Regions from separate parts of the Mus musculus genome. Here all the other regions are linked to region 1. Evidence: chromatin loops called from intact Hi-C (ENCODE). Cell type or tissue: heart. All regions are shown on one strand. Links, peaks and the distances in the headings refer to the core of each region. The heading gives the core; the rest is flanking DNA. Region 1 holds the start of Rn7sk (RNA, 7SK, nuclear). Region 2 holds the start of Elovl5 (ELOVL family member 5, elongation of long chain fatty acids (yeast)). Region 3 holds the start of Fbxo9 (f-box protein 9).

Region 1 (10,619 bases), core at 991-8,990:
AAGGACTCTGCCCTCTTCTGAGGGCATACAGTGCACAGATATGAATGCAGACAAAACACCCATAGAGAGAAAGTTTAAATTATATTGCATCAAAATAAAGGAGATTTATTATTAAAAGCAATATCAAAACAGCTTTCTGGCAAGTCAGAGTGGCTCATTCTGGGCCTGGTTTGTTGGCATGGATATGCTGAGATGCCCAGAGTTTGCCTCACAGAGACAAGGGAAACTATGTTTGCATAAAAGCTGCTGCTATTAGAATTGTTTCCTTTAAGGTAAGTCCTGTTAATTAAGGAGTGTAGAAAGCTGATCCCGAAACAATGTATCACAGTTCTTGTCTAAGGAAAACATACAACTAAAACAGCCATACTGCCACGTTCCTGAATTCTTAAGACCTGAGTACAGGAAGGCAAAATGTGTCAAGTGAAGGCTCCTTTCCCTTTCAGTTCCAAGGATAAATACCGTTGGAGCTAATGGGCACCATCTTTTCCTGTGAAGTCACATTTCCATAACATCAAGCCATTGTCTTGTGCCATTGGGGGGTGGGAATGGTGGGGCAGGTGACACAGGTCACTGTATGACCAGAAGCGATAAGTTTCTAAGGAAATATTTGACATACTTATTGCTTTATGTTGTTCTAAGCAGATGTTTGTTCAATAAACTGGGTAGGTATTGTTTACAATTGTCTTTACAATTTCCAAACTAATGTACTGTATGTTTGTATAATTTATTTGTATGGTCTGCTCATGTAAATTATCAAGACAAAACAGGGGCTCGTATCATCCTAAGGGGTGTTGGTTTTTCCTTAAACACTGATATGTGACTTGAACACCAGCTGGACAAAGCCTTCCCAGCTCCCACATCTCAGTACAGAATGCAGTTCTGTTCCACTGACTCGATTCCAAAGCAACCTTCGCACCATTAGAAGGCAAAGCACAGGGGGTAAAGAGGGACCCTCCTGAAATACAATGTTACTTTTTGAATGATTTATCCTGAGATCTTTGAGGATGTTAATACTATAGATGGAAACTTCTGCTCCAAATAAAGTTAAATTCAAGAAACATTGACTAGAATTTTTTGTCTTTTGTACCGTTTCAGTAGATGGTACCTTTAGGACTGAGAAGAAACTGCTGTTACTGTAAGGACGACTGTCCGTGACTCTCTGGCTAGTCTTCTTTTATTAATTAATTCCTTTGTTGCCGGGGCGTGGCGGCGCACACCTTTAATCCCAGCACTTGGGAGGCAGAGGCAGGCGAATTTCTGAGTTCAAGGCCAGCCTGGTCTACAGAATGAGTTCCAGGGCTACACAGAGAAACCCTGTCTCAGGAAAAAAAAAAAAAGAATTAATTCCTTTGTTACTATAATGCCTCCTTAGTGACATATTTTGTCTGCATTCATGACAGTAGAATTGGAAATATATGCTTAGGGCAACATAACAAGTAAATTATTTTTTTCCAGAATTAAGCAAAATACATGACCAGAGATATATTTTTTTAAGTAGCTTTCTTTTAAACTATTTTAACTACTTATTGTTCCTGTTTTCAATGTGCTTAATTCGCTTTTTTTTCCAAGTCACATTCACCTACAGATTGTCTTTAAAGAAACTCATAGTTTACAGAGTACTGGCAGTATATTCCAGGAAATTCATGTTCTGAGTACTCTAACTCATTGAGTAAATATTATAGGAATTGGATCTCCCAGTTTAAGTTCTATTAACTCAACAAGTTAGAGACTGTCTTTTAGGCAGCTCAACTTGTCTGAGAATGTCTCTCAACAGGCTTTACTGCTCATATGTTTGGAGAGGGAGGGGCTTAGTGTATCTGGTTGGTTTCAGGGACTTCCTAAAACCTTTGAGTTGTTTACTTCCTGAATTAATGGGTTTCTTTATAGGATAGAATGTTTTCCCTTTAACATCCTGTCTTAAGGAGATGGAAAATGTAAGGTTCTATCTCAGAGGAAATTACTACACAACAAAAGTATAAGCAAAGACTAAAACAATGTTTCTTTAATAGTCCAAGGGATGGCACTCCCCAGACCTCAGGCTTAAGCCTATATGAGATGTTATTTATACAATTATTTCTCACTAAGGACGTTTTTCTTGCTAAGAAAAAAAATGCTACCCAGATATGGATGTTATGACTTGAGCTCAGTTCACTACTTGCAGCCCCTACCTGCAGCCAAGAGATAGACAGATTGATTGTTTAACGTAGAAATTAAGTGATGGGTAACTTCCTTCTCTCCCTCCCTCCCTCCCCTCCTCTCTCCCTCCCCAGAAGCTATCTGGAAGGGACCTCACCTTGATTCTGGTCATTCCAAGAGCCAACCCAGGGCCAAAAAACATCCTGAGTTCCAGTGGATTTTGACTTGGACATTTTAAAAACATCCTCTGTTCTGACTTCTCCTGATGCCTTTTCTAGAACTCATAATGCAGACAACACACTCTTACTTACTTCTCCCCCATGTCTTTTTCCTGACACCCATTCTTCCCTATACTTCAGAATTATACAAGCAAAAAACACTGATGTACTTTAGGGGTACCCCACTGTCACACCCAGTGTTCCCAATCACTTGGGAGAAACAAGGTCACTCATCACCCCAATTCCTGATGGCATTTAAGGTCGCCCCTGACAAGAACAAGAGGTAGAAACTAACTAGGCAGCTTAGGGTAATAAGACCCCAAGAAAAATAACCATTTTTTTTTCTTGGCTAAGAGCCAGAAATGAAAGACTGGGGAGACAGCTGAGTGGTTTAGAGCACTTGTTACACTTAGAGAGGACCAGAGTTCTGTGTTCTTGGCAACCCTTTGGTGGTTCACAACCATCAGGAACTCCCAGTTTCAGGAGATCCAACACACTCTTCTCAGCTCCTCCGGCATCAGATACACATGTGGTGCATATATAAATAAAAATGTTAAAATGCAATAAAAACTAAAAACTAAAAATGATATCGGGGCCTCTTGACAGCCTTGTCCTTGCCAGAAGTGTTAATGAGGGTGCTAATCCCTGATTTTTAGTTAGGGTTACCTTTTGAGGGGGATGGATATTAGTGTGTAGTAATAAACGTGTATTAAGATAAAATTCCTTCTGGTCAAGAGAATAGAACCTGATGAGCTAGTTGGGCCAAGTCAATCACTCAGTGAAAGAACCACTCTAGGGAGTTTACTGTAATTCATGCTAATGAGGCAGAACAATTAGCCTTACAATGAGACATTGTCTTTTCATTTTCAGAATGTCAGTCTACAGGGTCACCAATCTGCCTGCTTTTCTAAATTATACAGAAAAGTGTGATTTCTTCTCTCTTTTCTAATCTAAGCATGCTTCCATAATGCTTGGGCTTCCCCAGCATTTTGGGTCTTCTTACTCTTTCTCTAAAGTTCCCTCTCCCACCATGAAGCCACTTATCCGTGCTAGACTAAATGGGATGACTTTGCTCATTACCTTCTCCATTTTCCTCCTTCAGCAGCTTAAAGTTACAGCCTACCTGTCCTGGGTGTTTGCCTTTTCGAGTGTAATAGCATTTGTCCTAATAACATTTTTTTAAATAAATAAATTTAAGCAGGGACTGGTAAATAGGCTCATGCTCTTATTTCCAGAGTTTGGGAGGCAGGCAGATCTCTAAATTCAATGCTACCCTGGTCTACAGAGAAAGTCCCTGAACAGCTAGGGCCACACAGAGGAAACCTGAAACAAACAAACAAGTAACTAAATAAATGTTTAAAACAAGAGAGAGAGAGAGAGAGAGAGAGAGGAAGGAAGAAGGAAGGAAGGAAGGAAGGAAGGAAGGAAGGAAGGAAGGAAGAAAGAGAGAGGTGGGGTAGAACTGTTCCCAGACAGAATCTTTGTTACGACTGCTTGGAACCTTCACCTGAACTCATATTCTCTCTCTCTCTCTCACACACACACCTTTTAAACATATTTACATCTCTATTTACATCTATTAACATAACAGAATTTTTAAAGATTTAAAAAATTTTTAATTAAAAAAAAATTTTTTTCCTGTCTCTAGCTGCATAGTCGGCCATCAGTGGAAAGAGAGGCCCTTTGGTCGTGCAAACTTTATATGCCTCAGTACAGGGGAATGACAGGGCCAAGAAGTGGGAGTGGGTGGGAAAGCGTGTGGGGGACTTTTGGGATAGGATAGCATTGGAAATGTAAATGAAATAAATACCCAATTAAAAAAATAAAAATATATATTTTTTTTAAGTTAAAGAATAAAATAAAGTTTTAAACGAAAATTAAATTGCAGGAACTACAAAAGAAAGGCAGACTGCCACATGCAGCGCCTCATTTGGATGTGTCTGGAGTCTTGGAAGCTTGACTACCCTACGTTCTCCTACAATGGACCTTGAGAGCTTGTTTGGAGGTTCTAGCAGGGGAGCGCAGCTACTCGTATACCCTTGACCGAAGACCGGTCCTCCTCTATTCGGGGAAGGTCGTCCTCTTCGACCGAGCGCGCAGCTTCGGGAGGGACGCACATGGAGCGGTGAGGGAGGAAGGGGACACCCGCCTAGCCAGCCAGATCAGCCGAATCAACCCTGGCGATCAATGGGGTGACAGATGTCGCAGCCAGATCGCCCTCACATCCGAGAGTAAGCAGGCTCTTGGTAGGTATATAAGGCCATAGAATTTTGTAACTTTACACATGTGGTGACCTTATGTAGCCGACTGTACTTGATATTATAACAAATCCTGAATCCGTTTTAGGGTTAAATAATCCTTTTTATACTCGCTTCGTTCTAAGTTTAAATTAAAATACTTAAATTTAGGATGTTTTTACTGTTAACCAAAATGCTTTGGGGCTATGCAAAATACAACAGTTTGGATTGGTTAAACCTTCCGAAGCCCCGCCCCCGACGGCCATGTCTATTCTACGGCCCGGCTCTGCTCCTGGCCCAGGCGCCCGTGTCCGGTGCGGTCCCATACGAGATGGGTTCTCTGCCTTCGGTGCGTGTCGGCGCCTCTGCCAAGGCGGAGCGGACGGCGAAAGGTAGACCCAGCGCATCTCCAGCTTCACGAGACTCACGCGGCCTTCCGTGGGCCGTAATCGTCTGTCTCCCTCTGTGGCCGAAGTGACACACCGAAGCGAGTAAAAAGCTAATTCCTAGAACAGTGTGATGCACCCGGCCCTCCGTTGGCTTCCCGTGCCCTTTGTAGCTAAATTTGGAAAATCCTGAGTTTCTCAAAGTCCAAGAACTTTATAATGTGCACTGCTAGGCTAATACCTTTACAACGAATGCCCCCCAGCTTCCCTGAATCGGAATGTGAAAGTGACACACTGAAAACCAAGGCTAAGGGTTCTGTCCTTTCTTTCACGTGTTAAAATGGTGGCATCTTTTTAATGCGCGAGGGAAAACGCAACAACAATAATAAAACACTCCTCCCAAATCCTGAACATTCAGTTATGTCCAGAAAATTGGGATGAAGATAGGACTTTGCTTTACCGCTCTGTACTGCGTTCGGGTTTTTTGTTTGTTCGGTTTGTTGTTTGGTTTTTGGTTTAGTTTGGTTCGTTTGTTTTCCAGAAAGGCCGAAAGCCATCGTGACGTCGAGGCACAAGCTCCACTGTCCTAACAGTAGAGGTCGCATGGAGTTCGTGAGACGGGCATTAGCTGCCGCTGGAGCTGTACCCAGCCCACCGTATTTTCACAAATTAGCCAGACAATACGCCTTCTCTTCGCATCACTACTGGTCCGGGTCAGCCATAAGATCCTTCCTGTTAGGGACTTTTCTTTGAACTAAGATGTAATTAACGGGATTCATTACCCCTTTTAAGTTACCCTTGGTTTCTACGAGGGATAACAGGTAATAAGGACAAAGGGAAGTAATGTAAATTTTGTCAGTTTTATTGATTATACACCCTCTAGGTGAATTTTCTGTACCTGCGTTGCACGGTTGGAAGCCTTGTTTCCTGGCCTGCGAGTGCAAGTTTTGCTTTTGTTCTATTCTTCAGCTTCCTGTGGAGATTTTCAGATACAAGCAAACAAAACATTGCATAACTCTGTGTGCAGCCCTTACCCGGATGTGTGCAGCTTTAGGGTGTGCTTGGTATGTCTCCTGCCTCCTCTTGGTTTGTGGGAGTCTTTCCTCCTAACATAGTTTCATATGGGAGTGCCACGATTTGGTATTTATTTCCAACGGGTAAAGGTTATCACACCCACCAAAAAATCTGCAAGGCTTTATCCTCAAAGCAGTCTGTCTCATGCGGAGTTTTTACTAATGTGTCTCGGTGCTGCTCTAAACAAGGTCTGTAGACTTTACACTATGAATAACTTGAGATTTATAAAAATGTTGTAAAGTTGAACCTCAGAGCCCTCAGTCCTCCCGGGTGCTAACGCCTTACATAACCATGATAAACTGAGAAGAAAAGTGTTACTGGTGTGCAAGTAAATGGGCAGCAGACTTAATTATGATTTCAGTGTTTCTACTAAAGTCCTCTTACCAATCCAGTATCCCACAGTGTATCTAGTCATGTTTCCTCAGTTTCCCCAAGGCTAGGATGGTTTCTCAGCCTTTTCCTTGTTTCAACCCCTTGACGTAATTATTGAGACCATCAATGAGGATTCTCTGGGAATAATTCCCGCCTCCCCCACCTTGTCCTTGGCTCTTGAGTCTAGTCCCTTATCTCACAGAAAGTCCTATGCCTTGGATATGCCCGATTTCTACCTTGTGATTGGGGGAACTGTTTGTGTTGGTTTATTTGTGGTTTGGTTGGTTGGTTGGTTGTTGTTGTTGTTGTTGTTTTAACAGGTGTTTCTTTGCTTTTCTCAATGTCACAGCAGGAGGAACAGGATATCCAAATGACCTCCTTGGAAAACAATGGTTAAGGAGCACTGGGACTCTGACAGGACCTGGGTTCTCTCCGACCCCTTTATTCCCCATGCCCACTGCCCCACATGTGTGTACACATGTGCTTCTGCTTGTGAGCACGCAGGAGTTCATTGTAGAGGGCATCTCCCTTACCTGTTGTCTCTCTTTGATTTAAAAAAAAAAAATCTATTCTTACAAACCCCTATATATACATGTTGCCTGACTTAAAGTCAGGTCTGGGTTACTGCCATCAGTCCCAATGTTCACAGAAATGGGAAACGAGAGGGGTGGACCAGTGGGGACAACCTGTAACTTGGACTTCTTAGATCACTCCTGTCCCTCCCAAGACACCTAGGACTCATCGGGTCTAATTTAGTCTAGGAGGTGTGTTTCTAGATGCATCCCTGGAGTACAGTGAATGCAAGCCAAGAAATAATTTTTTCTTCCCAATTTCATGGTCTCATCCTGACCTACAGCAGATAAGTAAGGATGATTCCATTTCTGTATTCTCTCGAGCCCATCCCCCTCTCCCTGCCGTAGAGTCGGGAGTACCCTTTTTTTTTTTTCTTCTCAAGACAGGGTTTCTCTGTATCACCCTGGCTGTCCTGGAACTCACTCTAAAGTACCCTCTTAATTAACCATGCTTAGAGAGGAATAAAAGGACAAGACCAGAGTTTCAGCTACCTTGGATTCTGCACCGACTCAGGATCACAGTCAGTTTGTGTGAGGTCACCAGTTTATACCAAACAGGTTTCAAGGGGCCACGGACAGAACTGTCTTGGTCAGAATCAGCTGAGTCTTGCAGACATGATTCTACTCCAGACCGTTTTGTCTCTAGAAGAGAAACTTGCAAACATTCTGCCTTCCTTTTCTTTTCTTTGGGAAAGTAAATGCTGTGTTAGAAGTTTGGACCAGAATTCTCGGACTTCACCATCTATGGATGCTTCGCTTTTGATGTGTTTGCCTGTTTATAATCTATTTTATTTATTTTGGAAGATTTTCATTAATAAAAAGTAATGAAGACATAGCCTTGGGATTTCTTTTTTCTGGCCCTCAGATCAGATTCTTAGATCACTGGCAAATGAAAAGAGGTTTCCTGTTAGTTTTGTTCGTAACTGTACTCACCGGAACAAAGTCTATACACAGTTTGCCAGTGGGGACGTGTCCCAGCAATACCTACAAGGGTGAGGCGCTTCTCATACAAATCTCAGAATAGACTAATAACAGGGAGGGAACGCCAGCAACCAGAGCAGTCATCATCAGGGTGTGACTGCCGGTTTCAGAAACAATTTCCTTCTTATATTGAATATTTCCCAGACCAGGGGCTTAATGGTTCAACCATTAAGAGCACTGGCTGCTCTTCCAGAGGTCCTGAGTTCAATTCTCAACACCCACATGGCAGCTCACAAATATCTATAATTATAGTACTATGGGATCTGATGCCCTCTTCTGGAGTGCAGAAACAAAACACCCATATACATAAAATGAATAAAAGAAATAAAGAAAATGTCCAGGCCCAAGTTCTGACAACAGGTAAGGAGTACCCTACATATTGTTCTGTCTCCTTTCAAGAAAAATCTATGGAAATTTTTGTGTAATTTGGTAATCTCTGGAAAGACTGATCATAGAATTTTATTTTATATTACTACTACTACTATTGTTGGTTGTTTTGTTTTTGAGACAAAGTCTTACTATGTAGACAAGGTTAGTTTGAGCTCACAGAAATCTGTCTGTTTCTGCCTTCTGAGTGCTAGGATTAAAGTCACATACCACTGTGCCCCACTGAATTTTAAAGTTGAAAAAAGCTTTTAAAAACCACCTTCAGCATTGTGGTATCTTGCGCGCGCTCAACTGGCCAGGAAGAACGACGCTGCTACAGGATCCTTCTGCACACATTTATTCAGTCCTGTTTCTTCTTTCTCCATATATCTCCCTTGTTTATATCTCCCTTGTTTTTATATCTCCCCTGTTTGTATCTCTCCCTCGTTTATATCTCCCTTGTTTTTATATCTCCCTTGTTTATATCTCCCTTGTTTTTATATCTCTCTTGTTTTTATATCTCCCTTGTTTATATATCGCCCTCGTTTTTATATCTCCCTTGTTTTTATATCTCCCCCGAACCCTGGGCCTCTCACTCCTTTTATACTCTCAGTTCCCATCCACGCACAGCAGGCCACGCCACCTCACCAGGCATGCAGCTTCAGCTAATCAGGGCAGCAGGGGCAAATCTCCATCAAATTGGATTCACCTGTATCCTGGTACACCTGCGCAGCACTCAAGATGTTTGTGTCTTATATGAGGAAGTCAGGTGCAAGTCATACGACTTAGCTGCAGTCTCTGGCGCCTTTAGGACTGCCGCCACACCTGCTCCTAACATCTCCCCCTTTTTTCTTTTCTGGCAGAGAGAATGTCTGTAGATAGCCCCCCGCAGCCATGCCCCTTACCCGTCCTTGGGTGACAAACAGCATTGGTTTGATCCCTGTCTTAGGTTGGTGACATGCCCAGGGAGTCTTATCACTGACTACCTCTCAATCATGCCAAGCCACACCTGGGGAGATTGTGTTTTGCTTGCGGCAGGTGCATCAAAAGGCCAGGATGTTAATGAACCTATGGCCAGATCTTAATTGCTGCAAGCAAGCCTCATGGGTGAAGGTAGAGGTCTGATCCCCAGTGTGCAAGCATAGGGGCCCTACACAAAACCATCCCTTAGGCTCATCACCCAGAGAGGTCTTGGCCAGCTCCCGTGTCGTTTTTCCTAGGGGAAGGGAACTAGGACACTGAACCTTCATGCAATCAGACGTGCCTTCCACAGGATGCCAACAGCAAGCTATCCTCTGTGCAGTGCTTAGCCTCGCACCCCACGGCATAACGCAGCATAATTTCTTTTAGAGCAGCAAACCGAATCTGAGGAGATTGTCCCGCCTCCACTGCAGCAAAAGCCTATGCTACCATGGCGAAAGTGCGGGCCGCACACTCTGCACCTAACACATGTGCCAAACACAAAACACACACACACTATAACAAGCATACATCCCAGGGCTCTCATCCCCGCTCATCTTCCCTGAAGCAAGGGATAGATAGCCAGAGGGGCTATCTCTTTAAGGGGAATTCAGGGATCAAAAAGCGTGGAAAAATTTGAATGTCATGTCGAGCTGGTATCGGCTTCTGGAATACCGAAAGGATCTCCCATCTCGGCTCCATCCTTTGTGCTTGTGGGATCATCCACCACATCCACAGGGGCAACTGGATCAGGAGCCTCATTCTTGCAGCGTCTCACCAATCTCTCCAGCACCCAAAGAGGTTCCGTCTGGTCCTGTAGAAACACACAAACAGACCCTCTCGCCCACGTCAACACCTGATCTGGTCAATCCTCTCCAAATCTCCAGACAGAAGGTCCACCTACAGGTGGCTGCTGAGGAGGCATAGGGAGGCGGCGCAAAAGCTAATTCGCCTTCCTCCTCCACCTCGGCTCTTTTATTTCGTCCTTTCTGTCCACCTGATAACACTGTGTCTCCTTTCTTTTTCCTTTTTCTTTTTAAGCCCTTTTCCTCTTCTGACATACTTTCTTGTTGCTCTGTAAGGATTTTCTGACCTGTCTTGACTGCCTCTCGATTCAAACAGTAACAGAGTCCATATATCAGAACAAACAAGACCAAAACTATCAGACCTACCCACAAAGGGTCAACGGGAGAAAAAAGCATAACTACACAGCGAGGATCTATTGATCACTACACTGAGGTTATCATAGTTCCTTAACTTGTCCCCAAACCGGGAACCTTAACTTGTCCCAAACCGGGAACCTTAACTTGTCCCAAA
Region 2 (10,619 bases), core at 1,537-9,536, 260 kb before region 1:
TTATCTTGAGGAAGAGAGATATTAGAAACAGGAAGTGACGAAGGGAGCAGAATGCTCTAGCTATGGGGAAAGGGGAAAAGAAACATTTTGTTCTGCTTTACATTCTGAGAAACAAAGCCTAGTGAGAGAGGAAGACAAAGGAAAAGGATGAAGTAAATGCACATTGGAACTCTAAAGACTTCAATCTTCTGTACCAATGAGCTGCATGGTAATAACATTGTATCCTGTACGTCCTGGTTTTAATCAGTTTTCAACTGCCCCAAATAGATGCTCAGAAAGTGTTTGTTTAACGATTGCAAAGGGCAGCACGCTATGTAATCATTTAGATTAGAAGTCAATGCAGCACTTTGACATAAGGGGATGTGTGCGTTTGGAAGGAAAGATACCATGCAATCGAATGGCAAGCAATAGTCTTCAAAAACTGATTAAGCCGGTGCTGAAGAGATGGTTCACTGTTTAATAGCATGTGTTGCCGTTGGAGAGAACCTGGGGTTGGTCCCCTACAACCCCATGGTGGCTCAAAACCATCCCTCACTCCAGTTCCAGGGAGATCTGATGCTTTCTTCTGTACTCCCTGGGCACCAGGTACTCACATGATGCATATGTGTACTATACAGGTAAAACACTTGTGAGTATAAAGTAAAAAGAACTTATTTTATATAATTAAGCTGACTCAAAAACTTGTAAATTTTCACTTGAATCTTACGTGGTGAAAAGTGCACTTGAAACTGTGAGAAATTGTACTACCATCTTTTGGCATGAAAGAGTATGTCTCCTGGGTCAGGCGCACAAAAGCAAGGCTTTTCACAATAGACTTGTAACCAAAATACCAAATGACCTAGAGTGACTACATCTTTTAAGGCTAATTGTTAGAGAACTTGTTTTTATAAATTATAGAACTGGGGCAAAGACTATTGAGTACATATGGCCAGCTCTAACAGAATATATCTTACTTTGAAAGTATCCTTAGCCAGGGTTCATTCCCTAACTTCAGAAGCCGTATCACTACACTCTACCAGTTTACACAGCTAATGTTTGGCTAACAGTAAGCTTATCAACAGCTTTTTATCTAACCTTTAGCTCTTGAATAGATTATTGAATCAAATAAATTAGTTTTAAATTTTATCTTGATAACCAGCAAAAGAAAAGACTCAATGATAATCTGACTTGGTTGAAAACCTTTATTTCCACTTAGATAACAACTTTATTGAGATATGATTTATAAAGCATGAAATTCAACCAAGTAAAGTATAGACTCCAAGCATTTGAAGCAGTTAAGAACTTCCTGAAGCCAGGTCAAGACTTTAATTTTACCAACTGGCTTTGCAGCCATAGATATACCACTTGAGTATTCTATGGCTTTATATATATATTTAATCATTGTGCTGTTGACAGAATAAAGCCAGGGGATTGGAGAGATGGCTGAGAGTTTAAGAGCGCTTGTTCTTACCAAGGACTGAGGTTCAATTCCCAGAACTCACAAGTGGCTCCCAACTATGCACAGGATATCAAGTGCCCTCTTCTTATCTCTTGGGGCACTAGGCACACATGTGGTACACAGACATGCCCATGAGCAAAGCATTTATGTATGTATATGTATATATATATATATATATATATATATATATGTACAATAAAATAATAAGAATGATTTCAATCAAGCTTTACTGGGAAAGGTCTTAGAAATTTATCAGTATTAAAAGAGAAACTGGTACCAGTTTTTAACTTTATTTTTAAAATGTATATGAGTGTTTTGCACTCGCACACGTGTGCATGCACGCACACACACACACACACACACACACACACACACACACACGTCATGTGCATGCCTGGTGTCTGCAGAGGTCAGAAGAAAATATTCAGTCTCCTGAAACTGGTCTTACAGATAGTTGTGAGCTTCCAACTGGGTGCCTGTAACTGCTGAGCCATATCTCTGGCCCCCAAAATTTGACTAATTGTTGTAATAAATATAATAATTTCTATCTAATGGGAAAGTGTTTGATATTCAAATTAATGCAAACTTGAGTTTTTTAAAAAGAGATTTATACTTGTGTGTGTGCTCGCATGAGTTTATGTGTGTCACGTCTGTGCATGTATGTGAGGAGGCCAGAGAGTGTCAGATCCCTTGGGAATGGAATTGCAGGTGTTTGTGAGCTGCCTGATGTGAGTTCAAGTGTTCTGTAAGAACAACAAATGCTCTTAAGGGCTGAGCCATTTCTCAGTCTTGCCTTCACCCTAATTGTATTGCTCTGAGTCCTGGGATACAGTCCTAAACAGTAAGCTTATTAGAGGATCAGGTAATAACTGTTAAAAAGCAAATGTGGTATGTTAAATAGTAATGAGTGCTAAGGAGAAAAATAGTAAAGAGGATACAGAAAACAGGAGGCAAAGGGGAAGGTGGTATGGAGTGACAGAAAAATGTCATTTGCTTCCTGAGGAGGTGGTGTTTATGCAAAGATCATAATGAAACAAAGTTGCAAGCCTTAAGCCATTGCTAGGTTAAATCCTTGCAGACTTAGAGAACCAGTAAGAGCCAGGGTTCTGAGCTGGTCTAGTGCTCACTGTATCCAATTAGGCTATTGTTTTAAAAAGACCACAATGTCCAGCAAGGCTTGGTTGTGGAAACCTGACTGGGGCGATGAGGGAATGACAACGGGACAGACATGCTTACAAAAAGTGGAACAAGTCACTTTGATGGGATGGCACCTACGACTGGACAATCTGGAGCCTCAAGAAACTGCTAGCTAGTCTTAGCAGATCTCCATAGGGGAGCAGTCTCAGGCTCCAAGGGAAGGAAGCTAAAGTTGCCTTGGCATACTGGCCAGTCATTCTTCTATACTCCCACTTGGACCAGAGGGAGGCTTTGCTACGTCTCTGAGCCTCACCCAGGTGAAGGTGCTGCCAATTCCCTTGGGTCTAAGGCATTGGCCTTTGTCAACCATGCACTCAGTCAAGGCTTCCTCTGTTGCACCACAGGAGGTGGATACTTTTAGAAGATTAGAAAAATAGCAACATGCTAAATAATTAAAGTCCAAAGGCTTTTGTTAGGATTTGGGCTTTAATACTCTGTTGAGACGGGAAGTTGATAGGTAGTACTGCATTGACTGGAAAAAACAGGAGAAAAAGAAGAAAAAGAGGAAGAAGAAAAGAAGAAAGGGGAGCAAGAGACCTCAACAGATGGTACAGTGTCATTCTTAGTATAAAACCACAGTCATCCTAGATTCTACTCAACTTGGAGATGTTCAGAGATTAACATAGATTTTTCACTTTAGAGACAGGTTTCATTATGCCATGCAAATCGAACAGTAGCAGCTTCAGTCATTAGAATTCGGTATTATAATGAAGCTGTTAATTGCATTTTTAATTCAACTGCAGCTGCTATTGCAATAAAACAAATTGCCCAGGATATTAAATAATTCCTTCCTCAAAAGTAATACTGAAGCAGTCCTTACATACTTGGAAGTGTATTAGAGGAGATGTAGGCTCACTGATAAAAACGAAGAGCAAAGTGTCTGGGGTGGGGGGTGCTGCCATAATTTAAAAGTAAATAGAGAATAAAATTATTATTTAATAGAAAAAACACATTTTTTTATATTACCACATGAACACTACTAAAGAACTATCTCAAATCACATATGCTAGGTAAAATGGCAGGGATAGCTTCTCATGGTTCTTATAGTTCCTGAGGCCAAGAATCCAGTTCTCATGGTACCCAAAGCACTTCTCTTCCATTCCATCACTTAGTAAGCCTGGCACTGAATAGGGATTTTTTATTTGGGAAAAAAATAGCTAAGATGGGAGGTTATACAAGTTCTGTGCGTTTCTTGCAGATTTACACTTGAATTCAAAGATACTAAAATGGGGGTAGCTATGAGGCTGGTCATTTCACACCTTGTGGAGTGGAGTAAATTTAGCTGCTGTGTCAGGGAAGGTCCCGCCTGCCTCTGATTGCATATGTAAATTACACACTGGGAACCCTAGGAAGAGAAGAGTATGCCTTGCTAGTAAATAGCCTAGAGAAGAGTTAAGAATCCTGAACAGGAGGAACACGGATGGCAAGTGGAGCTGAAACAGGGATCAAACATGGCACCGCTGAGTTCATGCTTCACCCATTCAAAAAAAAAAAAAAAATGGTTAGGACTTCTTGTCATACTCCAGATTACAAAGAACTGTCGCAGATGATGCCTCGAGCCTTGTAAATGCCATTGAGGGGAGAAACAAGCTAGATTTAGTGCATTACTTGCCTACAGATCTTAGCGGTCCCTGGTATGTGAAAGCTACGAGACAATTACAATGAACACGGTGAATGCTAGGAGGCCAGGTTGCACAGATGACCACTCACATGCCACTTGAACGACACTTCCTGTATAGACAGACAGACATGCACTTATGGTTAGCACTCAGCACTGTTGCGGGGAAGGCGGTCCTTACTCAGTGTTTATAGAAATGAATGGCAACTAATTGTTATTGCTACAGCAATTTGTGAATGTTTAAATTATCTAATGTTTATAGTTTGTATATTCGTATTCCTATGACAGTGGTCTGGGTCCTGGAACATTGCTGAATATACAATAAACATTTTACTATAATTTAAAAAAAATGTTTCTACACTGAATGACTGCTTGGCTGTGTTGTGTCAGTGGGTGTAAAGCAAAGGGGGCACAACAAAAGGTTACATTTCTAACGTTTGAAGTAAGAGTTGTAGGCCTTGATTTATCAAACAGCAGCGAAAACTAGAAAGGCTCTTATGTTTGTACCTGCGTCCCTTTTAAGTCTTTGAATTTGCCCAGCTGAAAGACATTACAGTATTTCATTACAAGACTGATAATTTCGTAGAGTAGAAATATCAAAACTCCCAATAGTGTGTGATCAACCTATCCTAGAATTACGGTTGCAAAGTTCTGAGTGATTTCTGTTGCTTCAATTTGCGCAACAGCAGCTCCACCTAGGTTTTAGAACCCTTGCTAAAACCATGAAAAGGGTCCCCTTCACAATGGTGGCGAAACCCGTTAGGTGGGTGGGCACCTGCCAAAACAAAAACAAAAACAAAAAAACCACCGCCAAGCCTGCCCCTGCCCCCCGGCTGTTGGAAAGAGTTCAGGGCATCCAGAACTTCACTGTGGCTATTGCGCAGACTCTGCGTCCCACGCAGGCTTATTAGGAAGAAGCAAGAAAACTGCCCCGAGACACGTGAACCACAGGAGACCAACCCTGGCTTCCTCTGCTCACCGCATCTGATTCTGGAATTTACAATCACGAAAGTTCTATCGCCCCAGGATTGGTTCCAAGGCCGCATGACATCATAGCGCTTGATCCTGCCTCCGGGCTCGGATTGGCTGGCCGCGCCATTGTGACGTCACGGTCAGCCCACGCCGGGGTTGAAGCTGCCGGGCGCCTTCCTCTTGCATCGCGGCTGCAGCTTGCTTCTGTTCCCGCGCCCGCTTGCACATCCTCCTGCTCGCGCGGTCCTGCTGCCGTCCGGTGCTCCCCGTAGCCGCTCAGGCAGAGAGGTGAGCCGCCTGCTTCAGGAACTTGGCGGGTGCCAAGGCACTGGGGTGCGGCCAGGCTGCTGGCGCCGTGAGGTCCGGGTTGGGCGGGGGGCGGCAGGCACCGTGGCCCGGCGAGCGCGGGGCGCGGGCCGAGCGGAGCTCCGCCGGGATGGATGCTTTCGCACCTGTTCGTGGGTGGCAGCCACTTTGGCGCACTGACAGGCGCGGAGATCGCAGGGAAGGATGGCGGCGCGCTTGGATCTTCCTCCGAGCTTTCTCTGAGCGACCGTAAGGGCTGCCGAGGAGGAGTCCGCGTGGGTCCGTGCAGTACCGGGCTTTGGGGCCGCGCGCTGGCCTTTCCCTGCTTTCCTCTCCTTTGCTGCTGCCAGGGACGCCCGCTTTCCCGCGACCACTCCAGCGGGTATCTGCAGCCCAGCCTGCCCCGGGAGGGTGGAGACGCGGACGCATAGCTGCGGGTAACGGCCTGGAGTCTGCGAATCCATAAAGTGCGCTGCTCAGAGTTTTAGGGAAAGTGTCCTTTATTGTTTGCTTGCCAGCAAGCCTTCCCCTTCCCCTATCCTTGAGGTGGAGATAGTAAGGTCCAGAGAGAGTTCTTTTTAGACGATCTTGAAGCCTTCGGCACCTTTGAACTTGGCGTCCCTGCTCTAGATTACATTATGCTTATCTCCAGGCGCCTTGATTGCAAATTTGAAGGATGCATTGGATGAATTTTCGTAAGGGGAGGGGGCGATTGAAAGAATGCAACGCATGACTCCCTAGCTGGAGGATACCCGGGGAGAAGTCTGATAAGAAATTGTGGGGGAGCGAGCAGCCCTCCTCCCAAGCCTCGACTGTCTTTCTGTTTTTTTAATGTCAGGGCTGGTGGCAGGAAGTGTTTTGTACAGTTGTACAGGAGGGCCAGTGTTGTCTGTTGGTTTTGTAATTCGTTCCTCTAACCGCTTGGCAGTTATAACCTGTTGGTTTGTACTTGCAAGTCTTTGTGCTTTTGCAAAGTCTCAGGCCACAGCATTTGGGTCAAAAATCTACAGATACAGTCAGCTTTGCATTAGATGAATGCGAATGCACACCGTAGATTTTATCTATGGCTGGGCACAGGTGCATCGTTTATCTAGTCAGTCCCAGTACTGCCGGGTTTCTCTGCGAAAGCTCTGACCTTGAAAAAAAAAAAGGGGGGGGGGCTACTTTCCTTTGAGATTTTTCTCCTGATAACGTCAGTGCCAGGAACATCCACCATAGGCCATCTCCTTTTCTATTCTCTTTTTGTCTTTCAGTTTGGAACTGAAGACAGAAAGGAGGAATGTTATATACTTTCACAGAATGGAGGGTAAACTTAACCATGAATAGGAAACATGGGTGTTGGGTTTTTCAAAATAGGTAACTAGTAAGTAGTTCTTACTTGACTCGGTTTCCTTGTCAGCCAGCCGGGTCCCATGTAACTGATTTATTTATTAGGTGGTTTCAAGAGACTGTAAATGGAAGAACCCAACAGGGGGTCTGCTAAATAGTGGTTTGATAAATGTTTCCTTTTCCTTCCCTGGGATTAACAGTGTTTCTCTTGGCCAGAGCCTTAGCCTTTGGATGCCTGTTGTTCACAGAATTCTTTCCCCCAGCAGTTCCGCTAATTACTGCTTGTGCTGCTGTTAGAGGGGAAGTACTCACCTTTGTGCTAGATTTCCAACTTGAAGTCTACATACAAATCGAGGCAAAATTGCCTTGTCTTCCAGGAACTATGGCAGAGTAGAGCATATTTGTTGCCTAACAAAAAAACTCTGACACACACTAACCTTCCCAGGGGTGTGTGTGTGTGAGGTGTGTGTGTGTGTATTCTACTTTTGCCTGCCAATTCACAATATCATAGACCACTTCCTCTCAGTTGCCTGTCTTTTCCTGCATGCGTTCCCATTCAGAGGCCATTCACATGGCTGCTTTCCCCATGCCTTGTTTCTGTTTTTCCTGCTGCAGAGAGCTGAACCCAGAAGTTCACACGTGCTGAGTAAACACTGCCACTGAGCTCCTTCAATCCTGCGTCATGAACTGATGCTAAGAACAGATTTGCTAAGTGTTTCTTTCCACAAACCAGGGTCCTCTAGGGAGTCCCATTACCCATCTTTTTGTTAAAAAACCTGGAACTAGCAGCCAGGTGATAGTAGCACCTGCCTTTAGTCCCAGCACTCAGGAGGCAGAGGCAGGCAGATCTCTATGAGTTCAAGGCCAGCATGATCTACAGAGCTAGTTCCAGGGCTAGGGCTGCACAGAGAAACCTTGTCTCAAATCACCCAAACAAACAAACAAACAAACAAACCTGGAGCTAAGGCCCAGAGATGTTGACTTTCTGAAAAACACACAGCCTTATCTCCAGGATTCCAGCTTCTCACTACATCTGTCTGTTGTTGGATTGTTTGTCTAGTCAGCTACATGTCATTTATGTAATTGTGCTATTTGCTAACTTAAAATACTCTAACCATGTGCTGAACCATCTTAAACCAAACTCAGCACGTGTGAACTTCTGGGTTCAACTCTCTGAGGCAGGAAAAACAGAAACGAGGCATGGGGGAAAGCAGCCATGTGAATGGCCTCTGAATGGGAATGCATGCAGGAAAAGACAGGTAACTGAGAGGAAGTGGTCTATGGTATTGTAAGTTGGCAGGCAAAAGTAGAATACACACACACTAAACCATAGGATTAACAATTTGCTGCTTCTCAGTCTGCCTGAAGTATGTTCCTGTATTTATCCTATTCTTGATTCATTTGTTTTAAGACAGGGTCTCATTGTAGTCTAGGCCGACCTCATCTTAGGGGTTTCTGAAAGGTCAGCCCTCAACTTCTGATCCTCCTACTTCTATCTCTTAAGCACAGGGATAATAAGGTATAGGTTAACATTTGGTCTGGGCTGTGCTGGGCATGGGACCCAGGTCTGGCAAGCAGTGTACCAACTGAGGTATGTCCCCAATCCACAATTCATTTTTATTAACTTTCTGACTTAGTGGGTATGTGTTAAATATGTCCATGGCTGGGGTGTTTGGATCCAAAGATGAGTGAAGCAGTTTGTGATTCCAAAAGGCTTCTTGGTTTGGCTTACACTGGGAGCCCTTTTGTGCATACTTATTTTATACTTTACACCAAAAGAGAGCCAGAGGTAGGTTTCTGGGACACATGGCACAACTGTCCGTCAGATAGTGCAGTGCCTAATAAGACTGAATTGGTCAGGGTGCTTTTGATTCACGAAGCAAAGCCCAGTTTAAATAAGCTTACCATCGCACCTTTGTAATGGCCTTGAAAGCAAGACCTTTGCTCCAGTGCACTGCAGTCCTCTGACATGCTGGTTATAGATCCTTAGGCTCATTTTACAAGATGACTCCTAGGAACTGTCTGGATTCCCCCTGAGGTGCTTTGCTTTAAGCCTCGGCCCCTTTAAGCACGGCCAGGCAGAAGGATCCGATAACCTGGTATTCATCCCACCGGTGGGTTGACTCTCAACCTCACCTAACTGGCTGCTATACTGGCTGTTAGGGAGGGCTTGCATTAACACCAGGTTGTTGAAAATAAGGGGAAGTTTGGAGTGTGAACAAGTATGGAATCACTGAACAAGAAGGAAGTGCAGGTGACTGAAGCTGGTAGAGACAGCAGAAGTCCGACTTTAGCCTGGTTGTGCTGTAATAACGGCTAAGTTATTAAGGTGGTGGTGTCCGAGTACTAGATCACTTCCTGAGATCGGACCTCACTCAGACTCTATTAATTGATACCAGAGGATTCTTACTTTATAAGAAGATGCTCAGTTTAGATACTTGCCCAAGGTCACAACTCATGCAGCCTAGACGGTGCTGGTGCCAAATCCTGTCTTCTTTCCTGAGATGTCTCGTAACAGAATACTACAAGTAGAGCTCCCCCCCCACCCCCCCCCCCCCCCCCCGCCCCGGAGTACACTGGGTGCTGTGCTTAGGAAATAGGGAAATAGGAGTCTTGTCGGCATATAGGATGGCTTGGCTAGGATGGAGGCTCGGATTGTGGAGAGAGCCTGAGATTATGGAGCGGTAACAGTCTGGCTTACCTCCCACAATAAATGCATGTGACAGACTGAAAAAGCACAGGCTCGGGATTCGCGGTTCGAGTAAAGCACACGTGTACTAGCTAGTGTTGACGTTTGGAAAGGCATGGGCATTGGTGGGTAAAACTGGCTGCGTTGTCCCTTATCTTCACCTGCTATCAACATGAGAAATTAGTTTTGAGCCCTGGTGTCTGTCTGTCTGTTTGTCTCTCTCTCTACCCCTTCCTCCCCCATTAAAGATGAAAGGTTAACATTTCTTAGTTTCAGTTTTGCCAAGAATAAACCCTTTGTTTCTGTTTGGCAGTGGATTGAGAATGAAAGTTGAGATCTCTTAGGTCTCAGCAGGACAACTGGTGGGGGGATTGAAGCAGTGGAAGCAAACTGCTGCTCTTCTGACTTTCGGAGCTTGGATCTAGGAGATGTTTCAGCCTAGGGAAGCAACTTGTTAAGGTAACACATCTGACCCAATGTAAGTTTCTGTGATAGGGCCTCCCTCCCATGCCCTGATTTCAACCCATAAATGTTACTGTACCAAACTCTGTGACCCCGGGCTTAAAACAGTCCGACTTGGTGCGTTTTTAGACGTTTAAATTGCAGCATAGAGAGGTGACTTGGCTTGGCAAGCCTGAGGACTTGTTAGGTACTCAGAACCCAAAGCTGAGGGTGGGGTCTGGGTGGGAGCTGGGAGCGATGGCATCCATTTGTAGTCACAGCACTAGGAGACATTGGTAGGCAGATTCCTGGAGGTCCCTGACCATCCAGACTTGACACCTCAGAAAGTTACAGACCGATGAGACACCCTGTTGTGTCCCCAACCCCAAAGGACAGCGCCTGAGGTATAATGGCATGAGGATGCCCTCTGGCTTCCCCAAGCCCACAGGTACACAACTACACAGAGACTAGATTCCTACCCTTCCTGTCCCTTCTCTCCCCACCTGTTGTGTATGACATTCAGTTGTAATTGTAGTCAGGTAGTAAGGGGTACCCCAGGACTCCTTATTGCCAGAGAGACTTTAGTGCTTTTGGCTTCACATCTTACATTGTTTGAGGTTTACGATTTT
Region 3 (10,619 bases), core at 1,694-9,693, 64 kb before region 1:
TCACTACTGCTGTGATGAAACACCATGACCGAAAGCAACTTGGGGAAGAAATGGTTTACTTGGCTTACATTCCCACATCACTACTCATCACTGAGGAAATCAGGGCAGGAACTCAAACAGGACACAATGGTGGATGCAGGAGCTGATGCAGAGGCCATGGAGGTGTGCTGCTTACTGACTTGTTCCTGCATGGCTTGCTCAGCCAACTTTCTCATAGATCCCAGGACCGGCCTGCCAAGGGATGGTACCACCCACAAAGGGCTGGGCCCTCCCCATCAATCACTAATTAAGAAAATGCCCTGCAGGCTTGACTGCAGCCTGATCTTTCGGAGACACTTTCTCAGGTGAGGCGTGCCTTCCTCTCAGATGACTCTAGTCTGTGTCAAGTTAACATAAATCTAGCACACACTTTAAAACATTAATTTAAGGAGAGGGAGAGAGGGAGGGAGAGAGAGAGAGATCTGTAAAGAGAATTAGTGATTCTGAATTCTGGGTCATCTTTTCAGATGTGATTAAAAGTTTATCACAGATCACAGTTAATAGGTTTGCTAATATTGAAGATCTGGTACTGCACCAAACCCCACACCATGCCAGGCTAGTCGGAGGCTCAAAAATAACTAGTTGAATACAGAATGCCTATCTCAGAACAGAATCCATTGTTAACCTTGATTTTGACAGTAGGAACTGGAATTTTACTACATTTAGTCGATTTTAATCCCACTTGAAATAAGCAGGAGCTTAGTTAATCATCAGTATTTTCATAGTTGAAAATTACTCAAGCATCATGGTATAGTTTAGTGGGTTAGTTTCTTCGCAGATGAGATTAACTGAACATAAAGAAGGTTAAGGGCTTAATCGTGGTTTGAGGACTACTTTTGAAAGTTTAGAAGAAGAATCAATTAGTGTGTTTTCTGTGCACCAGACTAGTTTCATAAAATAAACCGTTGCAGCCAATTCATGTTAAAAAAAAAAAAAAAGCCACTTGAGTGTTCTCCCAGTCAGTCTGGTATCTTTCATTCTTAAATCATCCAGCCCTAGCCGGAAACTAGTTTCTTAAGTCACTGCAGAGCCTACATACTCCATGCAACAGTCCCGTGAGACCGGAGCTGTCACACATGGAGCTTGGCGCAGTCTCTCCGTCCGCACAGCAGAGAAGCGGCTTAGGCCCTCGCTATCAAGAAACTTGGCAAGAATCCCTCCAAGTCCAGTTTGCCAGCACTGCCTGCGAATATCCTACCAGGGCCACTGACACCTCGAGGGCGTGCGTCCCAAACGTGGAGCTCCCGAAATCATCTATGGGCCGGGCTGCCAGAACAGAAGCGATCAACAAGTGTCACCGCTTGCCAGGGCCACCTCCCTTGTGCAGAAGCCAGGACAGGTCACCTGAGACCCGACTCCCAGCTCGGACAGTCTGGAGTGACCGAAGCGGGCCTTTCCTCGGCTATCCGTCAAACCCTGCCCTCACCACCCGGCCCTTGCTGCCCTCCCTCCTCGGTTACCATGCTGGCCGGCGGCCGGCCCAGTCGAGGGGCTTCCCGCGCCCGGCTCCCGGAGGGGTGGCGGCTGCCCGGTGTCTACTCCTGCCCGTCTGCTGCAGCGCGGCTTAGCAGAGTTCTCGGTCGGAGAAGCGCACCAGGCAGCGGCAATAACTGCGGGCCCGGCGTACGGCAGCCATTTTCGCGGGACAGGGGGCCGGAGGCAGGCGCGCTGCGGCGGCCGGGGACTCGAGCTGCGGAGGGGTCGCCGGTCGCCAGCGGAGGCCGAGCACCGAGCGAAGAGCTGAGCGTCGGCCCAGCAGGAGACGTCTGGACGCAGCGGCGGAGCTGCCTGCTCTGCTGCGGAAACTGCGCCGCCGCGCCGCGCATGCGCAATGCCGTCGTCGCCGTCGCCGCCGCCTGCTTGGCTACCAGCCACCCGTCGCGAGCTAGGGTGATGGGCCTACTGTGTGCAGCCGTCGGTGGAGCTAAGCTGGCCCGCCTCACTCAGCCCGCCTGTTTGATGCTGAGAACACCCAGGCAGGAAGGAGCAGACGTTAGCTCAAAATGTTTGAACCTGAATTTGGAGTAGAGCCCCCTGAGTCGATCCTAATTGGACATTAGGGGACAGTACTTTAGGCGCCCTGGACACTGGGTGCCCTGTCAGAATGAGAAAAGAGAGCGAAAACTCAACAATCATTGAACCCCACAGACTCTGAACCGAAGAAAACGTACGCTCATGTGTGCAGCCGGAGAGTGGTAACAGCCAACGCAAGTCACGTCGAACTACAGATCCCACAATACAACGGGGGAAGGACGGCCCTTTTCAAGGCCTGAAACCCGACTCCTGAAGGAGTGGACACTACAAGGGACGCTGGGATTTGTAGTCAAATGTTCCACGTTGAGCCGGAACTTACACCCACCCACCCCCAACCCGGTGCCACTTCTTACAGTCCAAACATCCGATTCCACGTCAATAGAAGGCACTTGGATTGCACATTTTAGAACTTTTTCACCTACAGGCATATGCTAGCAAAACTTACGGGCTTCCTGGCCTCTGACAGACATTTAGACAACATTTATTGAGTTTCTGTAAGTGTTAGAACCTAACAGCCAGGACGCTACATTCACCCGACTTCACAGAACTTAAAATTTTATTGTGCTACTTTATTCTGGAGCTCAGAAATGAAGTACGTCTTCGGCAAAGACATGGAGGTAAAAGGGGAGGGGTGCAACTTGATTACAGTAAGAAATTGCAAATCCTGTGTATGTTGTCTATTTAGTTAGTTTGTATTCCACTGAGTCCAGTTAATGCTGGAATATTGCCTTATCTTTTGGGCCTGATTTTGTAGAAATTATCATAATTTCAGTAGGCTGATGAATACACCTGTCGTGACATATCCAAAAGACAGCATCTCGGAACACTCTTTCCTGTCCCCGGGCTCTTACATTCTCTCCACCCCATCTTCTTTAATGTTCCCGGAGCTGGGGGCTGGGGAGTGGATATAGATATGTCCCATTTAGGGCTGAGCACTGTCACCTATTCTCGGCAGATTTTGTAAATAATGGAATCCACCTCTAGGTGGAGACTGTCCTTGGCTCCTCCCTTATAGACTAATCTAGTGGGATATAGGTCAGGGACTTGGCCCATGGGATTACCCCTAGGAAGGTGAAATCAATTTAAGACAATGTCATTTTTCTTCCAGAATCTAGGGTGTCATTCCCTAGAAGCCACCATGAGATTCAGGCAGAACCAGGTAAACTTTTTCTAGCTAGAGACCAAGAATGCTTTTACATTCCTTAACTAAAGCTTTGAGCTTCCTTGTCCTCCGAAGTTCCCCTTCCGGTCGTGTTCCACGCCTGTTTCTCTGCTTCAGTCTCATCCTCCTGGCTGTTTCCCGTTTTACAACTCGCCAGTCCTAGTTTTCCTAGTTCTTGAGGTGCTGTCTGTGTCCAAATTTAAATTATTTTATTAATGAGACTAAGAACCCTGGAAGGAGGCTTCTATTTCCTCGGAATCGTATGGTGGCTCTTCGGGGACTTCCCCGAGATTTCTTAACTGCCTTTTAATTCCTTTCTTTAAAAGACTTGCTTACTGTTACTTCTGTGTGTGTACGCTTGTGTAAGTTTATGTGCCACCATGAGTGTGAAGGTTCCTAAACAGGCCAGAAGGTATCAGGTCACCTGCAACTGGACTTAGAGGTGATTGTGAGCCATTTCACATGGATTCTGGAAACCTAAACTGGAGCCCCTTGCAAGAGCAGCAAGTGCTCTTGACAGCCAGACCCAGCCAGACCGTCTCTCACAAAACAACATCAGCTAAACATCAGCTTTCACATGAAGTTTCCACAGTGTTAGAACTAGTCAATTTCATTGAAAGGGTTGAATGTTTAAGGTGGGCTGGCCAACTAGCACACGAGGAAGGTTGGAAACAGCATTAATCTCTGCATATAAAAAGACAGAAAGCAGTTTAACAACATGTGCATTTAGCAAAACAACAGTCAAGGGCTCCCTACGTGGGGCCTGTAACCTCCTCTTTCCTCCATAGGGCCATGGACTTTTGACAAGGTTGGAGCAGGTCTCGGAGCCAATCAGAAAGCAGCTGATTCTCCCTATAGCTTATATGCCTCTTGCATCCTTAGGCACATGTTGCCCAAATCCTATATTTCAGAACAGCCCTTCTCTATGGATGGTTTCATTTGTACACTACTAACTACCTATGATGTAGGTATTCGACGGATGCCAATATGTCAGTAGTTTTCTTTGTTTTTTAAAGGAGACTCTAGATTTCAGGTCTTTCAAGAAAAACACTTCTCCCAATGATCCCTTTAAAATTAGGTTTTAAATGGAAAAAATTTAAAAAAGACTAATAACAGACGTGATTTGAATTCCCCAGATTGGGGCTTGGAGAGATGGCTCAGTGGTTAAGAGCACTGACTGCTCTTCCAGAGGACCTGGGTTCAATTCCCAGCACCCACATGGTCTGTGACTCCACTTCCAGGGGGTCTGATGACCTCACACAGACATACTAAACCAACAGTGCACATAAAACAACAATGAGCCCTAAACGTCAGTTTTCAGATGAAGAGTGAGGATTGAATGTTTAAGGCGGGCTGGCCAATTAACACGTTTTCTCTTATCCAAACGAGTTGATGAAGTAGTAAAATTTAACAAGATAAATATTTGTGAAGATAAATTCAGTACCTACCTAATTGAAACCCTGTTTGCTTCACAGCAACAAGCCTGTTTTATTAAAACACAGCTACAGTTCACTACCGCTTATTTGTACTCAGTCATAACCAATAGCCGTCATCACTGGTTTTTATTATCTCAACATGTATTTACTGGGTCATAATTTCCCAAGGGCCAGGACTTCTAATATAAACTGCTTAGTAACCCAGTGGACCTCTGCCAAAGGTAGACAAAGGCAGTTCCTCTCTTTGCAAGGCAGACTGGCTTGAACTGTTAAGTTTGAAAATGTAATCATTTTAGTTACTTTTAAAGCTCCCCTTTATGAGCACTATATGACTTATTAGGCTCCTTGTCTTGTGTTCACTAAGGAGGACTTGTGATTTCCATTTGTCCTATGGGCTAGCTATCACATAGGTAAACAAGGAGACAGGTAAGGTTAACAGAAGCCCTGGGGAACTTGACTGTCTCGTAGGTTTCTTCAACAGTGGAGCAAAAGGAGTGATCTGAGCTTTGCTAGATTCAGGGGCTGAGAAAAACTGCCTGCAGTCCTCAGGATTCAGAGGCAAATAATGAAAGGAAAACGACATGACAAGTGTGTGTGGGGGGGCACTCGGTCTTATTTGTTAGACCAGCTCTCCTGTAGCTCATGTTGGCGCTTCTGCTTCCACTGTCACACGCAGGGGCTGCGGATGTGTAACTCCATCAAGCATGGCTGGGAAGAGTTAAATTCAAAAAGAGTTAAATTCAAAAGAGTTACTGATTTATTGGTCAAAATAGTGTTATTTAGAAAGATGTGGGTCTCCAGACCAGCAGCATCTGCCCCAAGAACTTCTGGTGTGGGGCCTAGCAATTTGTTTTTACTAGCCTTTTGGGTTACCACCCTGTGGAACGATAGAGTCCAGAGCCGGGTGGTAATTTGTTTTTTTTTTTTTTCAAAATGCTTCAAAGCTATCCTTTAAGATGATTTAAGGTGGGTCCCACAATAGTATATATGTATGTAGGTATGACTTATTTTAGAGAGGTTTGAGACTTGGTCTCATTACATAGTCCTAGCTGTCCTTGAATTCACTATGTAGACCAGGCTGTCCCAGAACTCACATAGATTCACTGCATCTGCCTCCTAAGTGCTGTGATTAAAGGTGTACACCACCACTCAGGCTTTACAATATAATTTATGTTGTGAGTTTGTTCTAGTGGTTCTCTGCCTTCCTAATACAGTTCCTCATGTTGTGGTAATCACCAACTTTAAAATTATTTTTGTTGCTACTTCATAACTGTAATTTTGCTACTGTTATGAATCATAATGTAAATATCTGTGTCTTCTGATGGTCTTAGGCCACCTTTGAATCCCCAAAAGGGTTAACCACAGGTTGAGAACCTCTGCAAACAGTGTTAGATTTCCTACCACTGCATAGAAAGGAGTGTTGCATCTCCTTGGTTTCTCACTTCGGAAGCTATCCATTCAGTCTTTCAAACTTACGTTGCAATAATGCTGAAATCATTTTTTCTACTGTGGTTAAATACAGACGCCAAAATGTGTTGTTTTAAAACATTGTGACTGTGCAGTTTAGTCGCATTGATTTACATTCAGGCAGGAAACTTTTTTTTTTAAGCGGGGGCTTCCCTTATTTGAGTATTTTGGGGTCAATCAGCCTGTCAGTGGCAAGTCTGCGGCTCCCCCGGGTGGGTTCGCCGCAGCCCAGAAGCTCAACGCTGCCCTCTGCCGAGCATCCGGGAGATGGCGGTGGTGCAGGGCCGCGCGGGGCCAGCGAGGGGAGCTGCAGGGCAGCTTTTCCAGGGAAAGCGGCTGGTCGTCCCCACTAGAAGCCACTCTGCCTTTTGTTTGTTTTGCTGCCGGAGGCCGCGGAGCGGCGGGTTCCTGCTGGATGCCACGCGCTGACGGGTGTGGACTTGCCGGGTTCGCCCGCTCGGATCCCACTGCCCTTGCCTGCCGGGCCCTCTCGGGTGCACGCGCCGCCGGGCCGCGATCGCCGCCAGTAAGTGGGGCTGGGGCTAGGGCTGGAGGGCTGCACTGCGACCTGTCGCTGGGTGCTGGGCGGTACCGGCTGACCCGAGCGAACTCATGGCCGGGAATGAGGGGCTGTGGCTTCTCAGTGGACCCGCCACGGTCTTGCGGGTCTCCTTTGCCGAGAAAACTCCCGAGCCCGGGGCTTTTGATGGGTGTGTTTATCTTTCAGTCTGAAGGAGCGGAGCACCCTGGCCGACTTGAAACCTCTTGCGGGTGGGTTTGTGGGTGGATGGGTGCTGAGGACTTGGGATTATCATTTGCCTAACTAGGCCCTTGTCCGTCCCACCCGGGTCTGAGCAGCACACTTGCTCGCAACCATTTTACTCAAGATTATCTTTTACTCCGGCTTCTTTCTTTCCACTCAAACCAGATGTTTGGAGGAGGATGTTGAAAGATTTTTTTTTTTTCAGAGAACAACGTTTATTTTTTATTGTTAACCTTTTAAAAGTTTGATACTAGCATGCATGGCTTGTACAGGAGGTAAAATTAATGCATCTTTCTGCAGAGGAATGTATTCATTTCCATTTATTACTAAGGAATGGCTTTTACTAAGTCTGAGGGAGATTCCACCCTGGATTTTGCCCACCTGACTGATATCTGAGCTAGCAAGACTGTTTGTTTGTTTGTTTTATAATTTTGAGCCCAGCACTCTTTGTATTGAGAGGAGTTTGATAGTTAACAGTTTTCATTTCACCCATTTCCTGGTGAGTCGGGGCTTCCAGGTGTGTCTCAATAATGAATGGAGCTGCATATGAAATTCTTAAAGAGCTTTAAATCAGTGTAGTTGACATATAAATTATTTGCAAGACCTGTGCCTTGACTCTGTGCGTAACTGTTACAGTAGCTAATGTATGCATAAATACGCACATCTGAAATAGTTTCTGAACAATTTGGTAGATTCTTTAAGGCCCTCTACGAGCCTGGACTTGGAGAACACTGTAAGTCAGAGTAGAACCAAGGACAGTGCTGGGAGTGTTTAACTTAGGATGACATCCCATGGACCCCCTGCCTCTGGGGTGCAGCCTTCCAGTGTCCACACACACACACACACACACACACACACACACACACACACACTTTTCTGCTCTTTCCTTTCCACTTTGCCTTGTCCCTTTTTTCAGTCACACTGGTAACTGAGTGGGAAGAGGGCAGCTTCAATTCTTAATGAGACCAACCAGTTTCCCATAATGGAGGCGCGTGCTGTGGGGTCCAAGAAGCCTGCCTGAGTAGGCGTCCTTGCCAAAGGAACTGAGCACATATACTAGTCACAAAGAATCTTTTCTCCTACCGAAATGTCCTCCCTCTGTGCCATGCGCAATTGCTGACAGGATAAGGAGTCAGGAAAGTGGAGCCTCACTGACTGAGTGTCCACTCACTCTCTCAGAGCCCTTCTCACAGACTCCCTGTTCTGTTCTGGTTTTTCCCTCACAGCTTTCTAAGGTTCCTGACAAATCAGGGGGTTGTTTCAATTTTCAAGCATTTGAATTCTCTTCAGCCATTTTCCCTCCATCAGTGAGTCACCAAGACCTTTGAAGTGTGTTTCATATAGTCTCTTCCTTCTGCATCTAATCTAGATCTTGCCCTTCCCTTCCTGCAGCCTGAAACATTGTGGAGCCACCTTGTCGCCGGCCCCCCAGGCCTGTTAGTGAGCCCTCTCGAGTGTTTGCCCTCTCTGTCCTCTTCCTCTGCTTCCCGGCTAAGTCTTTCACATGGTCACTTTTTGTTATATCTCCTGGCCATGCGACCTTTAGTTTATCCATTGTGTCAGTTCTTCACTAATCCACCTGAGTTTTCAAGTCCATTCATAATGAACCTCAGCCTTCTAAATTCTCTGCACTCAGTGTCCTACTGTGGGGGCGACTCCTTCCCCCAAACGGAGATCATCTTACTCTCTTTAGAGCCTCGCTTTATCCTCCATACTCCCCTGTGCTAACAGTACCCATCTCTGGGGGAGGAAATCCTCTTGTGTGTTTGTAAACACATTCATGTGGGTATGCAGGTGTATGCGCTTGCATGTGTGCGGCCAGAGGTCGACACTGGTTTTCTTCCTTGGTCACTGTCTTACATTTGGGAGCCATGTCTCACTGGCTCCGTTAGGTTAGAAGTGAGGCTGTGTCTTGCCTTGGCTTGCATGTGGGTGCCGGGGATTTAACTCGGGTCTTTATGCTTGCACAGCCGATACGTTATCAATTCCCAAGTCCCGTGAGTCTTTCTGTCGTTGTCGCTACTCATTTCTCTCCTTGTCCCTAAAAGTCTTGAAATATTTGTTCACCAGCCTGCCCTTACACTGTTCTCTCATTGGCTTACGTTATCTTAAGTCTCTTGAGGCCAGGAACCGTATTTTATGGATGGCAATCCATCTTTCTGGTTTCAGAGTCAGGCAGAATTGTGGTTGGGCTTGGCGTTACTCTTTAGTCACATGGCTGTGTCAGATTCTAACAGGCCAGTAGTTGCGTAAAGATGGTCCACGGGGCCTACTCAGTAATGGCCGACCATGGCGTGCTTCTCCCTCTGCAGCTACTGGCAGAGTCCTAAGCAAGAGGCACACAGTTGGTAGGTTTGTAGTAGAGAACTTATACTTGAGCCTAGAGGAGGACCGGGCTCACCAGACAGTGATTCTTGCCCTTAGCGTCAGTGCTGGAGCTCACAGTATTCCTGGCTGCTGCTCTGCTACTAGGATCTGTTACTATTTTTCCTTCAGACCTTGCCAGGAACATTTCTGCCTTTAAAAAAAAAAAAAAAAAAAAAAAATCAGCAACCTCTCCTACTTCATTTTGTGGAACCTTGTCAAGTTAAAGATAGATCTACCCAATGTAGTCATATGCTTATGAAAGATACATGACTGTATGTTTTTATCTATTTATATTTATTTGTTTTGGTTTTTGAGACTGGTAGTTTGAATGAAAATGAACCCCTTGGGCTCATAGGGAGTGACACTATTAGGAGGTGTGGTCTTATTGGAGGATTGTGGCCTTGATGGAGGAAGTGTGTCAACTAGGAACAGGCTCTGAGGTTTCAGAAGCACAAGCCAGGCCAATATTACTCTTTCTGCTGTAGAACTCTGAGTTACCTCTCCAGCACCATGTCTTCCTGCGTGCCACCATGCTTCCCACCATGATGATAATAGTCTAAACCTCTGAACTGTAAGCAAGCCCCAGTTAAATGTTTCCTTTCTAAGAGTTGCTGTGGTCATGGTATCTCTTCACAGCAATGAAACCCTAACCAAGACAGAGAGGCTTGCCCTGAAGCCCAGGCTAGCTATAGATTTATGGTGATCTTCCTGCCTCAGCCTCCCAAGTGTTGGGATTGAAAGTGTGAACCATCACTCCTGGCTTTGACTGCGTGCATCTATGCACGGCTACTTACCTGCTGTTGGTTTCTGGATAGAATTCTGGGTATAGTGACCATTGTAGTTTCATCTCTGTTGCTGAGATAGAACACAGTGACCAAAAGCAACTTAGGGCAGTTGACTTTCCATCATGGAGAGGAGTCAGGCAGGAACCTTAAGCAAAAGCCATGCAGGAATGCTGCTTGCTAATGGCTTATGCTTAGTTAGCTTTCTATCTACCTACCTATCTATCTATCTATCTATCTATCTATCTATTATAGGTAAGTACATTGTAACTGTCTTCAGACCCTCCAGAAGAGGGCATCAGATCTCATTACAGATGGTTGTGAGCCACCATGTGGTTGCTGGGATTTGAACTCAGGACCTCTGGAAGAGCAGTCAGTGCTCTTAACCACTGAGCCATCTCTCCAGCCCTTAGTTAGCTTTCTTACAAATCACCTGCTCAGGATATGGTGCCACCCACAGTGGGCTGGGCCTACCTACATCCACAGTACAGACCAATCCAGGTAACCCTTCAGTTGAAACTCCCTTCTAGGGGACTCTGAGCTGTGCCAAGTTGGCAGTGAGAGCTAAG

Evidence for each region. A loop is a pair of places that touch in the nucleus more often than their neighbours do. Peaks named below come from ENCODE experiments on the same cell type or tissue, not always from the same donor. Only the 100,000 strongest peaks of a DNase experiment are listed, where the experiment ranks them.
Region 2: it touches region 1 in a loop (2.4-fold over the local background); 3 of 42 quality-filtered maps call a loop at or near these places.
Region 3: it touches region 1 in a loop (7-fold over the local background); 25 of 42 quality-filtered maps call a loop at or near these places.

Annotation. Positions count from the first base shown.
Region 1 is chr9:78,171,053-78,181,671 of GRCm38, forward strand. Cilk1 (ciliogenesis associated kinase 1) reads left to right here. Exons shown (of 14, transcript NM_019987.2): 14 at 1-1,058. Rn7sk (RNA, 7SK, nuclear) reads right to left here and starts at 4,581; the gene lies at 4,250-4,581. C920006O11Rik (RIKEN cDNA C920006O11 gene) reads left to right here and starts at 4,862. Exons shown (of 4, transcript NR_040401.1): 1 at 4,862-4,983; 2 at 5,519-5,690; 3 at 5,947-6,041; 4 at 6,773-7,830. In heart, for the core only: CTCF peaks have their summits at 5,575 and 8,262 (motif pointing left); DNase peaks (open chromatin) are centred at 4,529, 4,879 and 5,589; H3K4me3 peaks cover 1,423 bases; H3K27ac peaks cover 1,509 bases.
Region 2 is chr9:77,912,014-77,922,632 of GRCm38, forward strand. Elovl5 (ELOVL family member 5, elongation of long chain fatty acids (yeast)) reads left to right here and starts at 5,352. Exons shown (of 8, transcript NM_134255.3): 1 at 5,352-5,513. In heart, for the core only: no CTCF peak of the experiment used is centred there; a DNase peak (open chromatin) is centred at 5,308; H3K4me3 peaks cover 2,614 bases; H3K27ac peaks cover 2,113 bases.
Region 3 is chr9:78,106,792-78,117,410 of GRCm38, forward strand. Fbxo9 (f-box protein 9) reads right to left here and starts at 1,865. Exons shown (of 13, transcript NM_023605.2): 1 at 1,500-1,865. The coding sequence starts at 1,502. Cilk1 (ciliogenesis associated kinase 1) reads left to right here and starts at 6,447. Exons shown (of 14, transcript NM_019987.2): 1 at 6,447-6,664. In heart, for the core only: a CTCF peak has its summit at 3,057; DNase peaks (open chromatin) are centred at 1,790, 2,290, 6,440 and 9,220; H3K4me3 peaks cover 3,601 bases; H3K27ac peaks cover 3,116 bases.